Linked DNA regions of Mus musculus: region 1 is linked to region 2. A link is a loop called in an ENCODE intact Hi-C map of the cell type or tissue named here. Cell type or tissue: left cerebral cortex. All regions are shown on one strand. Each heading gives the region's core, and the rest is flanking DNA. Links, peaks and the distances in the headings are about the cores only.

The links. Peaks named below come from ENCODE experiments on the same cell type or tissue, not always from the same donor. Only the 100,000 strongest peaks of a DNase experiment are listed, where the experiment ranks them.
Region 1: a loop joins it to region 2, with 3 times the contacts of the local background. A loop is called at or near these places in 16 of 42 quality-filtered maps.

What each region holds. Positions count from the first base shown.
Region 1 is chrX:74,112,689-74,118,049 of GRCm38, forward strand. No RefSeq gene overlaps it. Among named protein-coding and RNA genes, the nearest start is that of Opn1mw, 12 kb to the right of the region's middle. In left cerebral cortex, for the core only: a CTCF peak has its summit at 3,097 (motif pointing right); a DNase peak (open chromatin) is centred at 3,088; H3K4me3 peaks cover 283 bases.
Region 2 is chrX:74,246,306-74,251,666 of GRCm38, forward strand. Flna (filamin, alpha) reads right to left here and starts at 229. Exons shown (of 46, transcript NM_010227.3): 1 at 1-229. The coding sequence starts at 131. In left cerebral cortex, for the core only: CTCF peaks have their summits at 2,455 (motif pointing right), 2,654 and 3,443 (motif pointing right); DNase peaks (open chromatin) are centred at 2,463, 2,643 and 3,504; H3K4me3 peaks cover 1,863 bases; H3K27ac peaks cover 1,537 bases.

The sequences.
Region 1 (5,361 bases), core at 138-5,137, 130 kb before region 2:
ACCGTGGCAATTTCCTGATACTGGTTCCCCACAAAGCAGTGCCAAAATGAATATAATAGGTCAGCAAGATGGATCAACAAATAAAGTGCTTGCCATAAAAGCCTGATAATATGAATTTGCTCTCTAGAATTGACATAAAAGGTGGAAGGTAAGAACCAAAGATGCCCTCTGACCCTGCCACATGCATACTGTGCATGTATGCATTCACACATGCATCATATTCATACTACTACTACTAACAACAACAACAATAATAATACAAAAATGAATAGCACTGTTGACATTCCAGACATATGGGCATCTTTGTGGTGTGCTGGAATCCTTTGTGTCTATACCAATACCTAGGGCTGTCACTATGGCAATGGAGGAGTCTCACAATGTAGTCTTTCCCAGCACACCGCAAAGATACCCACACGTCTATGTTTACAAGTTTGTTCTCTTGCTTGTTGAGCACATTCAAGCATTTTGCCTGGCCTGAAACTATGTGAACCAGGCTGACCTGAAACTCACAAAGACCTGCTTGCCTCTGTCTCTATAGTGCTGGGATTAAATTTGTGCATTACCATGTTCAGCAACAGTGACTTTGCTTTCAATAGCCAAGTTACAGAATGAACCGAAGTGTCCATTAGCACAGGAATAATAAAGAAAATGTGGTATGTATTCCCAAATGCAGTGTTTATTTAGCCATAAAAAATGAAATTATGTCATTTGAAGGAAAATGAATACAACTGAAGATAAATATGTTAAGTGAAATAAGTCAGACTTGCAAAGATAAATATGTAATTTTCTTCATGTATAGAACCCACATTTAAAAACTTATATGAGACTTGAAAGTGGATAGACTATTTGGGGAGATGACTAGGACTAGTTTATAGGGTACAAGAGAGTAATAAGGGGTGAATATGTTCAATGTGTGTGATAGACAATTTGTAATGCCATCAAGAAGGCTATTATTTTGCATGTCAATATATATACTAGTAAAAAAGAAAAGAAAAGAAAAGTCTTAGCAGAGGATGGCCTTATCTGGCATCAATGGGAGAAAAGGCCCTTGGTCCTGTGAAGGCTTGATACCTTAGTATAGTGGCATGCGAGGGTGGGGAGGTGGGAATGGTGGGTGGATGGGGAGACACCCTCATAGAAGCCGGAGGAGGGGGACAGGATAGTGGGTTTCTGGGGGGGGGCGGAATCAGGAAAGGGGATAACATTTGAAATGTAAATTTAAAAATATCCAGTAAAAGGAAAAGAAAAGAAAAGAAAAGAAAAGAAAAGAAAAGAAAAGAAAAGAAAAGAAAAGCTAGAGTCTGGAGACAATGACTGTGGTTGCAATTTAGACAAATAGGCTGAGCCTCAGAAATCCACAGCACTGGGGATCTAACCCATGGCCTTATACACAATAGGCAAGTGCTCTATCACTGAAGCACATATCCAGCCCACAATCACCTTTGGATGCAGGAATTTGAGTTATAAACATATTAATCTTGGCTTTTATTCAGTCAAACTATAATATGTTTTCAATTGAGCTTAGGTCTGTAGGGGAACTGGGCCAGTCTGGATTGACTCATCTCAAGCACTGCCAAAGATGTGCCATACCAATTCCTGGGGAAATCTTGGCTTTTGATTAAAAAAAAAAAAAGCAGCTATTTGAAACAGTCAAATTATGTGTGGTGGCATATGCCAGTAATCTCTGAACTTGGGATATTGTTAATTTGAAACAGGGTCTCACTCTGTACCCTAGACTTGCTTGAAATTAGTGGCAATCCTTCCTCCTTAGCCTATTAAGTGTTAAGATTATTGTTAATTTTAATTTTGTGTATGCATGTGTGTGAACATGTGTGTTATAAGTTCCCCTGCACATGTGCTTGTGGAATCCAGATTGAATTTAGGTATCTTTCTCTATCACACTCCACTTTATTTTTAAAATATTTTTATTGTTAGTTTTTTATGTGTATGTGTGTTTTGCCTACATATATGTCTGTGAACCACGTGTGTGCTTAGCAGAGGCCAGAAGAGGGCAATGACTAGAGTTATAGATGGTTGTGAGCCATCATGTGGGTACTGGAAATCAAACCCATGTCTTATGGAAAAATAGGCAGTTCTCTTAACCACTAAACCATCTCTCCAGCCACTTTACCTTATTTTTTTTTTAAGGTAGAAGCCTCTCACTGAACCTAGAGCCCTCTTTTCATATGGAGTTTTACATGCATGTGCCACTACTCCAGATGGGTGCTGTGAACTCAGGGACTTATACACAGCGAGCACTTTACCCACTGATCCATACCTCTAGTATCCCATATCCTTTTTAGTTAATCAAAAACAGGTCTCACTGCATATCCCTGGCTATCCTAGAACTCTGTGCAGATCAGGCTGACCTGGAACTCACAGAGATCTACCTGCTTCTCCCTTGTGAGTGCTGTGATTAAAGATGAACCTAGACTCCTTTTATTTTTTAAAACTAAAAAAGCAATGAGGAAAAAAAAAGAAAAAAAAAGGCAATGAGATTTCTGGGTTCAGGAAACAGAAGGAATACAACAAAAATCCTAACGTCTCATATTCTTCTAAAAGCATAAAAAAATACGAGGAGAAAACAAATGAGCCCGTTGGTGGCCCGTGCCTTTTATCCTAGCACTCGGGAGGCAGAGGTAGACAGATTTCTGAGTTCGAGGCCAGCCTGGTCTACAGAGTGAGTTACAGGACAGCCAGGGCTACACAGAGAAACCCTGTGTCAAACAACAACAACAAGAACAACAAAAAGAAAAAAAACAAAACAAAACAAAAAAAGATTCTCTCTCTGCAACTGCCCAATAATTTACAATTTTCAAGAACCCAGGACGCAGACAACTGGCAAACTCCAGATCAGAATGCAGAGTTCAGGAAACCAGAAAAAACAACCACTTCATGCCACTAGGGTGTGACAAGGCAGTAGGAGGTGCTAAGGATCTCAGCGATCCCAGAATGTACTGTGATCCAGTACAGCAAGACATTGCCCAACTGTGCTTGAAAACACCAGCGTGCAGATGAGCTCAGGTCCAGTCAGAAGGCTCAGAGGAGCAAAAGGGAAAGAAAACGAAACTGGGTGGCCATGGGTACGGAAGCCCAAAGAGGTGCTGGGACCAGAAGAGGGCGCCTGAGAACCGAGGAAGCCGCAGATCTATTGAGTTCCCCAGGGCGTACCTGTGCTAAGCTGGCATCTAGGAGACCAAGAATATTCAAGTATCAACAGCGAGAACAAATGCAAAATAAAAGGGGGGGGGGAGGCTGCATTTGCACAAAGGAGAAAAAAGCCCACAAAGTAAGCAGTCTAAGCAGTGACAAGCAGAAGATCTCCAGCAATGGTTCTCCCCCCCCCCTATTTTAAATTGGATATTTTCTTTATTTACATTTCAAATGTTATCCCTTTTCCTGCCCCCCAAACTCCCATACCATCCCCCTCCCCCTGATTCTATGAGGGTGTTCCCCCACCCACCCACTCCCGCCTCCCCACCTTCGCATTCCCCTACACTGGGGCACAGAGCCTTCACAGGACCAAGGGCCTCTCCTCCCACTGATGCCCGACAAGGCCATCCTCTGCTACATAAGCAGCTAGAGCCATGAGTCCCACCATGTGTTTTCTTTGGTTGGTGGTTTAGTCCCAGGGAGCTCTGGGGGATCTGGTTGGTTGATATTGTTGTTCCTCCTATGGGGTTGCAAACCCCTTCAGCTCCTTCAGTCCTTTCTCTAACTCCTCCCTTGGTGACCCTATTGGGGACCCCACGCTCAGTCCAATGGTTGGCAGCAATGGCTTTTAATGTTCTCAGTGATTCACTGTGTTCTTCTTGAGTTCGTGGGTTATTTATTTTTTTATAGATTTATTATTATTATTATTGTTATTATTACTAAGTTATTTATTTATTTTCCACCCTGATTGTAGCTTTCCCTCCCCCTTCTCCTCCCAGTCACTTACTCTCACTTTCCCTCACCCTAATCTACCCTTTCTACTCCTCAGAAAAAGGGAGGTATACCATGTGTCTTAGTCAGGGTTTCTATTCCTGCACAAATATCATGAGCAGGTTGGGGAGGAAAGGGTTTATTCAGCTTACATTTTCCACATTGCCGTTCATCACCAAAGGAAGTCAGGACTGGAACTCAAGCAGGTCAGGAAGCAGGAGCTGATGAAGAAGCCATGGAGGGATGTTCTTTACTGGCTTGCCTCCACTGGCTTGCTCAGCCTGCTCTCTTATAGAACCAAGACTACCAGCCCAGGGATGGTTCCACCCACAAGGGGCCTTTCCCCTTTGATCACTAATTGAGGAAATGCCTTACAGTTGGATCTCATGGAGGCATTTCCTCAACTGAAGCTCCTTTCCCTATGATAACTCCAGCTGTGTCAAGTTGACACAAAACTAGCCAGTACACCATGTCTATATCAACCAGCCTTGGCATATCAAATTGCAGTAGACTAGGCACATCTTCTCCAATTGAGGCTAAACAAGGCAGCCCAGTAGTGGAAAATGATTCCAAAGGCTGGTAACAGAGTCAGAGAAAGCCCCTGTTCCAGTTGTTACAAGTTCCACATAAAGACTACGTTGCACATTTGTTACATATATGCAGAGTACCTAGGTCAATCCCATGCATGCTGTCTGGTTGGTGGATCAGACTCTGTGAGCCCTTATGAGCACAGGTTAGTTGGCTCCTTCAATCCTTCCTTCCCATCTTACACAGGATTGCCCAAGCTCCACTTTATGTTGGGCTGAAGGTCTCTGCACCTGTTTCCATCAGTTGCTGGATGATGCCTCTCTGATGAAGGTTATGCTAGGCTCCTGTCTGCAAGTACAGCAGATATATCATTAACAGTGTCTCATGGCATGAGTCTCAAGCAGTCACTGGTTGTCCCTTCCCTCAAATTCTGCTCCATCTTTTTTACCTCTGCACATCTTGTAGGCAGGACAAATTATGGGTCTAAGGTTTTGTGGGCAAGTTGAGTCCCAATCCCTCCATTGAAAGTCTTGCCTGGTTACAGGACATGGCCAGTTCAGTCTCCATGTCTTCCATTGCTAGGAGTCTTAACTAGAGTCACCCTCATAGATTCCAGTGTCCTAGGTCTCTGGCTGGTCCCAGAGTTTCCTCGCTATTGAAGAATGGATAAAAAAAAGGTGGTGCATTTACACAAGAGAGTATTACTCAGCTGCTAAGAACAATGACATCATGAAATTTGCAGGCAAATGGGTAGAACTAGAAAAGTATAGTTCCCCCCCCCCCACCTGGGGATCCATCCCACATACAGTAGCCAAACCGGGATGCTATCTAGGATGCCGGGAAGTGCTTGCTGACAGGAACCTGATATAGCTGTCTCCTGAGAGGCTCTGTCAGAGCCTGACAAATATA
Region 2 (5,361 bases), core at 281-5,280:
ATTTTCTTCCACGGTGCATCTTCTGCTAGGTCTTTTTCGGTAGCCGGCATCTCCGCGTCCCGTGAATCGATACTGCCTCCCGGAGACGCAACCGCCGCACTCTGGCCACAGCGGGAGTGAGAGCTACTCATTTTGAGGCGCGAGGAACGGAGGGGCGGTGCTGCAGCTTCGCCGATGGGACGGCCCTTTAATTAAAGCAGTAGGCACCTCCGAGCATGAACGACGAGGCACAGAACAGAGGTTGCACTGCGGAAAGAGCGAGCCCTTTAAATGTATGCGAAAGGCGGAGCCAGAGGCAAAGTTTCCTTGGGGGCGGAGCCTCTGGGTGGGGCTTCTGGGCCGCGCCCGCCCCACCTCGCCCCTCCCGTTGGAATGCCCCACAACGCCCCCCGCCCCCATCCCCCGAAGCTGCCTCTGCACTCCGCCAAAAGCAACTCAGCCCCGCTGCTTCAGAAAGGGTCTTTGAGCCCCAAAGAGCACAAAAAGGTCTGGCAACATCCGCTACAGTACTACAGGAAACGGACCCCAGATCTAGGAACGCTTGAGCAATTCTGTCACAGAATTGCTCAGCTCCAGCAGGCACACCCTTACAAGGGACTTTCTTTCCCCAAGGTCCCTGCAGAAGGCGGAGCGAATAATGTCCCGGTATCACTTGGGCTCCGCCCTGACCCTGTACCCTCTTCTACATTCTCTATTCTTCCCGAGCTTAGGGTTCTCAGCCACAGTGTGATCCACAGCAGAGTAAAGCAATCCTGTGAGCGAACCCTTCCAGAGCGCCTAACGCTGCTGAGAGCTCTTTGTATGCTGTCAGACAGGGCTCTCATCACCTAACATAGACACCCACAGAGCCCTGGCACTCCCTACCCATCTCCTTTGGTCTTCCCAGTCTCCATGACCCTGGCCTGCACACCTGCACAGGCCCATTCCCACCGTCGTCTTCTCTACTGCCTAGTTCCATCCGCGAGGAAATGGGGCCAGCACTGGGCCAAGTGGCCACCAGCACTACAGGATCAAGCAGCTTTCCAAAGGTCCAGGGTATGCCAATGCACACAATCAGAGGGCGCCTGCCTGCCTGCCTGCCTGCCTGCCCTGTGATGCATGTAGATCTGTACACCTTGTACCTGCCATACTCACTGTTCTACCTTGGGCCCTGAGGAATTCTGGGGGGAGAGGTCTTCTCTGGCTGAACAGTCCCAAGCCTTGCTGTGACCCTAGAGATGTGGAGGGGCTCAGGGAGAGGGTCCCAGATTACTGAAGAAAGGAGAGTCACCAGACATCAAGGCTTGCTAAGGAGCCTGAGTGTGTTCCCTAAGTAGTGTGAAGCTACTCACTAAAAGTTAATTTAATGATAGATATTCTCTGGAGATAGTGATGAGGATGCTGTGCTGGGACAGAAAGGAGCGAAGATACAGAAAAAGAAAACTGTAGGGGATACTCCCAACCATCCTCTTTAGTTAAGGGGATTCATCTTACCTATGTCTTTCCCGTGGTAGACTTTTCCATCTACTTACTCTGTACTTCAAGCCTCTCCAGAATGTTAAATTGTTTTTCCAGAAAGACAGGCTTCTGTCCCTACTTCTCAATTCTAAGACCAGTGGCCGCCGGGGCTGGAGAGATGGCTCTGTGGTTAAGAGCAGTGGCTGCTCTTTCAGAGGACCCAGATTCAATTCCCAGCACCCATATGAAAGCTTACAACTGTCTGTAACTCTAGCTCCAGGGAATATGACACCTTCACACAGACATGAATGCAGGCAAAATTATGCACATAAAATTAATTAGATAGATAGATAGATAGATAGATAGATAGATAGATAAAGACCAGTGGCTGAAAGAGGCCTTGGGTTGACCAACATGTCATGCCCAAATATGGTTGACTCTCCCACAGCCTGGAGTGTCTTCATTGCCTGTGGTAGGGCTATGATAGGGCTTTGATCACAATGGGCAGAACCTTTCAGCATAGTCATCTTGAGATTGTCTATGATATCGCCAGTCAAATAACATTTTCAGTACAGAATCCCTCCCCCCCATTCTACCTCCAGTCACCTGCATAAATATCTGCACCAAGTGAGCCAAAGGTTGAGTTGGGGGACATGATGGCAGAACTGTGCAGGGATAACCCAAATGGAAACTTCCAGCCATGTTATTCAAGACACAATTAGGGTAATATTTTTGGTCCCCCTGATCTACTGGAGAGCAAAGCCCCATGTACGGAATTGCATTAATACATGATTTTTCATTCAATGCCATTTGGCTGGATCACATGAGTTCATTAATGTACAGAGAACAAGGAAAACTGAATCATAGTAATAGAGCACAAAGAACTTGAGTTTCCTAGCTTCCAGCCCTATGATTTGGCTATTTAGGGGGAAAAGAGGAAATGGGGGGGGGTGTCCTAGCCTTAGAGTGCACAAGTGCCACCACCAGATGTCGCTCCATCCCAAAGATCCAGATGAGGCAGCCCCAGGAAGCCAAAATCCAGCTCTTTCATATTTTCCCTTATTTGGAGTAGATTCTTGGATGGTAGACACACCCCGCCCACCTCCCCACCCCACTCCTCTCAGACCCCAGACCAGGCCCTCCCACAGGGAACTATAGGCCCAAGCCCACCAGCTATACTGGGATCCTGAAGAGCTATTTCTAGACCTGTGTAGCCAGGGGGCGCCAGGAGGGAAGGAAACAGAAAATCCCCAAAGTGAGACCAGTTCCCTTAAAGCAAATCCAGGTGTGGCAGAAGAGAACAGTGATTTCCTGAGCTCACACCTTGGCCAAACTGGAGCTGCAATTGACTGCGGGTGGATTCCACCCACTTTTTCTGGCCCCAGTCTGACTTTGGTATCTAGGAATGCTGATGCTTATGTCCTGGCCGTCAATGACATAAGCATAACCAACCTGAGACAGGACCCAAAACCCAGACTGAAAAATCTAGTTGGCCATGCCCCTGCCACAGCCCTGGAATCAGCTCCCCATAGCCAAACCAGCAGAGGACTCTTGTATCCACCCTTGTTTCATCTCTCTTGTGTCCACGTTTGACACTGACTAAAAAGTGTCCTTCCAAGTTGTCACTCACCCTTATCCTAATCAGGGTACTAGTCTTAAAAGACCTTTCCGGGATAGGTACACAATGACCAGTTTATGGGCACCCATGCCTGTACCCATCTCTTGCCAAACGCTCAGATACTAGCCCCCTTTTCAAGGACTCCCCCCATAGGCTCGAGTTCCTGGATTCCTGGACATAGACACAATAAGTTTGTGGTAAACTATGCAAGGCTATCTCTGGACACCAACGCAATGCCTGGGACCTGAGTCCACACCCAACCTGCTCCTGGTCTTGGCCTCTCGCTTTCCAGACCTCTTCCCAGCTCAGGAGCCTTGCATCCACTATCTGGAGACTATCTGGCGTGGAGCTGACCACAGAGCCCTCACCTGCTGTCCCTCTAACCGCCGGGTGGCGCCCAGCTCTTCGCGCCCGCGCCGGAAGCCTCAGAGCTCCACTGGCGTCCGCTGCGCGCTGCGCGCCTCCACGCGAATGAGCCGCTGCCTCCCGCCTTCTTGTTAGCTGCATCCCCGCCCCACGCCCGCCCCGCGCCCGGCCCGGCAAGAAAGCCTTAATTGGTAAAAATCGCCCGGGAGCTGGGGGCAGGGAGTGGGTGCGGGGCTCGCCACGAGCTCAAGTGCCCCGCTCAAGTGCTAGCGACGCCGCGCCCCCCGCCCCCCCAATGAGCTCAGCGCTCTGTGAAGGCTGCCAGGCTTCAAGGGAGTAGGGCTCACCTCCAGAGCAGGGTCTGCAAACCCTATGTTTAGGACCAACCTTTATGAGGCTAGATGAGTGTAGGGGAGCCAAGTGTTTCCTGGTTAGAAAGGAGGCTCTGTTCCAAGGCCACCTATTCTGAGGAGTTCCCCACAGTCACAGCCTTCTGTCTCTGAGCAAGCCTGGGTTGGCCGCACAAGTCAGATCTTGCTCCATGGGATGAGAGATAACAGGTAATTGTAGTGAGCACAAACTACTCCTAAGACCCCAGTAGGTCCCTGAGCCCTGTGATGACACCCCCACCCCCACCTTCAGCTATCATTGATTTGGCCCCTGTTAGGTACCTGGGAACAAACAGAAGAAATATACTGAATTCTCAAAGCAATCAAATGCAGTCCCAAAGCCTGGGAATGTGCAATGTGGTACAAAGAGCCAAATATCTGTGAACTTAGTGGACATAGCCATTACCTAATATTGTCAAGCTCTCTCTTCCTCTTCTACATGGCCATTTCCTGGTAGCTTTAGATTCAACTCAAATGTCACTTTCTAGGGGAAGGCCAAATAAAGAAATTACATTTCAACATTCAGTTATTTTATTTTTTCCCTACAACCCCAATTGAGCTATGTTTGCATCATGCCTGTGTACACAGTAAGAAGAAAGAGTGAGGAAGGGAAGGAAGGGCAAGCTACAAGAGAAGAAAGAAGAGAAGGGGAGGGAAGGAAGGAAGGAAGGAAGGAATAGGAAAGAATAGGCAGTGGTAGTACAAGCCTTTAATCCCAGCACTCTAGAGGCGGACAGGAGAATCTCTGTGAGTCTGAGGCCAGCCTGGTCTACAGAGTGAGTTCCAGGACAGCCAGTGCTACATAGAAAAACCCTGTCTCTAAAACAAACAATAACAAAGATGGAAAGAAGAGTGAGGGAGGGAGTTTGACCACATTTGCAGAGTCAATTTGGTGATCTGTAGTTTAACTTGAAGAGCAAAGCACTGGGGTCCTTTCCAGGGAGCATGCATGCCTTTCTAACTTTGTCGGCTCTGCTGGCAATGACATTTCACATTCTGGCCTCCAAATAGAACTAAGGTCTCTTACTTTCTGTCTAGTAGGAAACCTCTACTAGAGAGACAAATGGATTATCATTGTTTGCTAAATTAGTGGCCTGATTTCAGGTTCATGAGGTAGCTGCACCAGAGTTCATGAAAATGACTGTCCTTTTAGAGGAGAAACCCATTTACCCACAGACATAGTAACCAGATCAATGAGTAGGAAGATGGTAGGAGCATGGGTGAGGTGGTGAATATGTAGTTGTATTTCAGGACACCCTCCACCCCCCAAACACATTGCATTAGAACTCTCTTTATTGCCCCTCTCAGTGCACACACACTGAAAACACAAGAAGTTGGTGTACCGAACTCCTTTCAAGTCTATAATCTATGAAGATTAATTTTAGGATTAACTGTTCCTTGGTTTAAAAAAAGCATAGTAAGTTAAAAACATATTCTTCTTGTTCGGAATAAATATTCTCATGTAGACCTTTCCTCACAACTTTAGGGAGGTAGCAGTTTCTGGAGATTGAATCTGAAATGTAATGCCAGTCAGCCAAGTATGCTACCTCC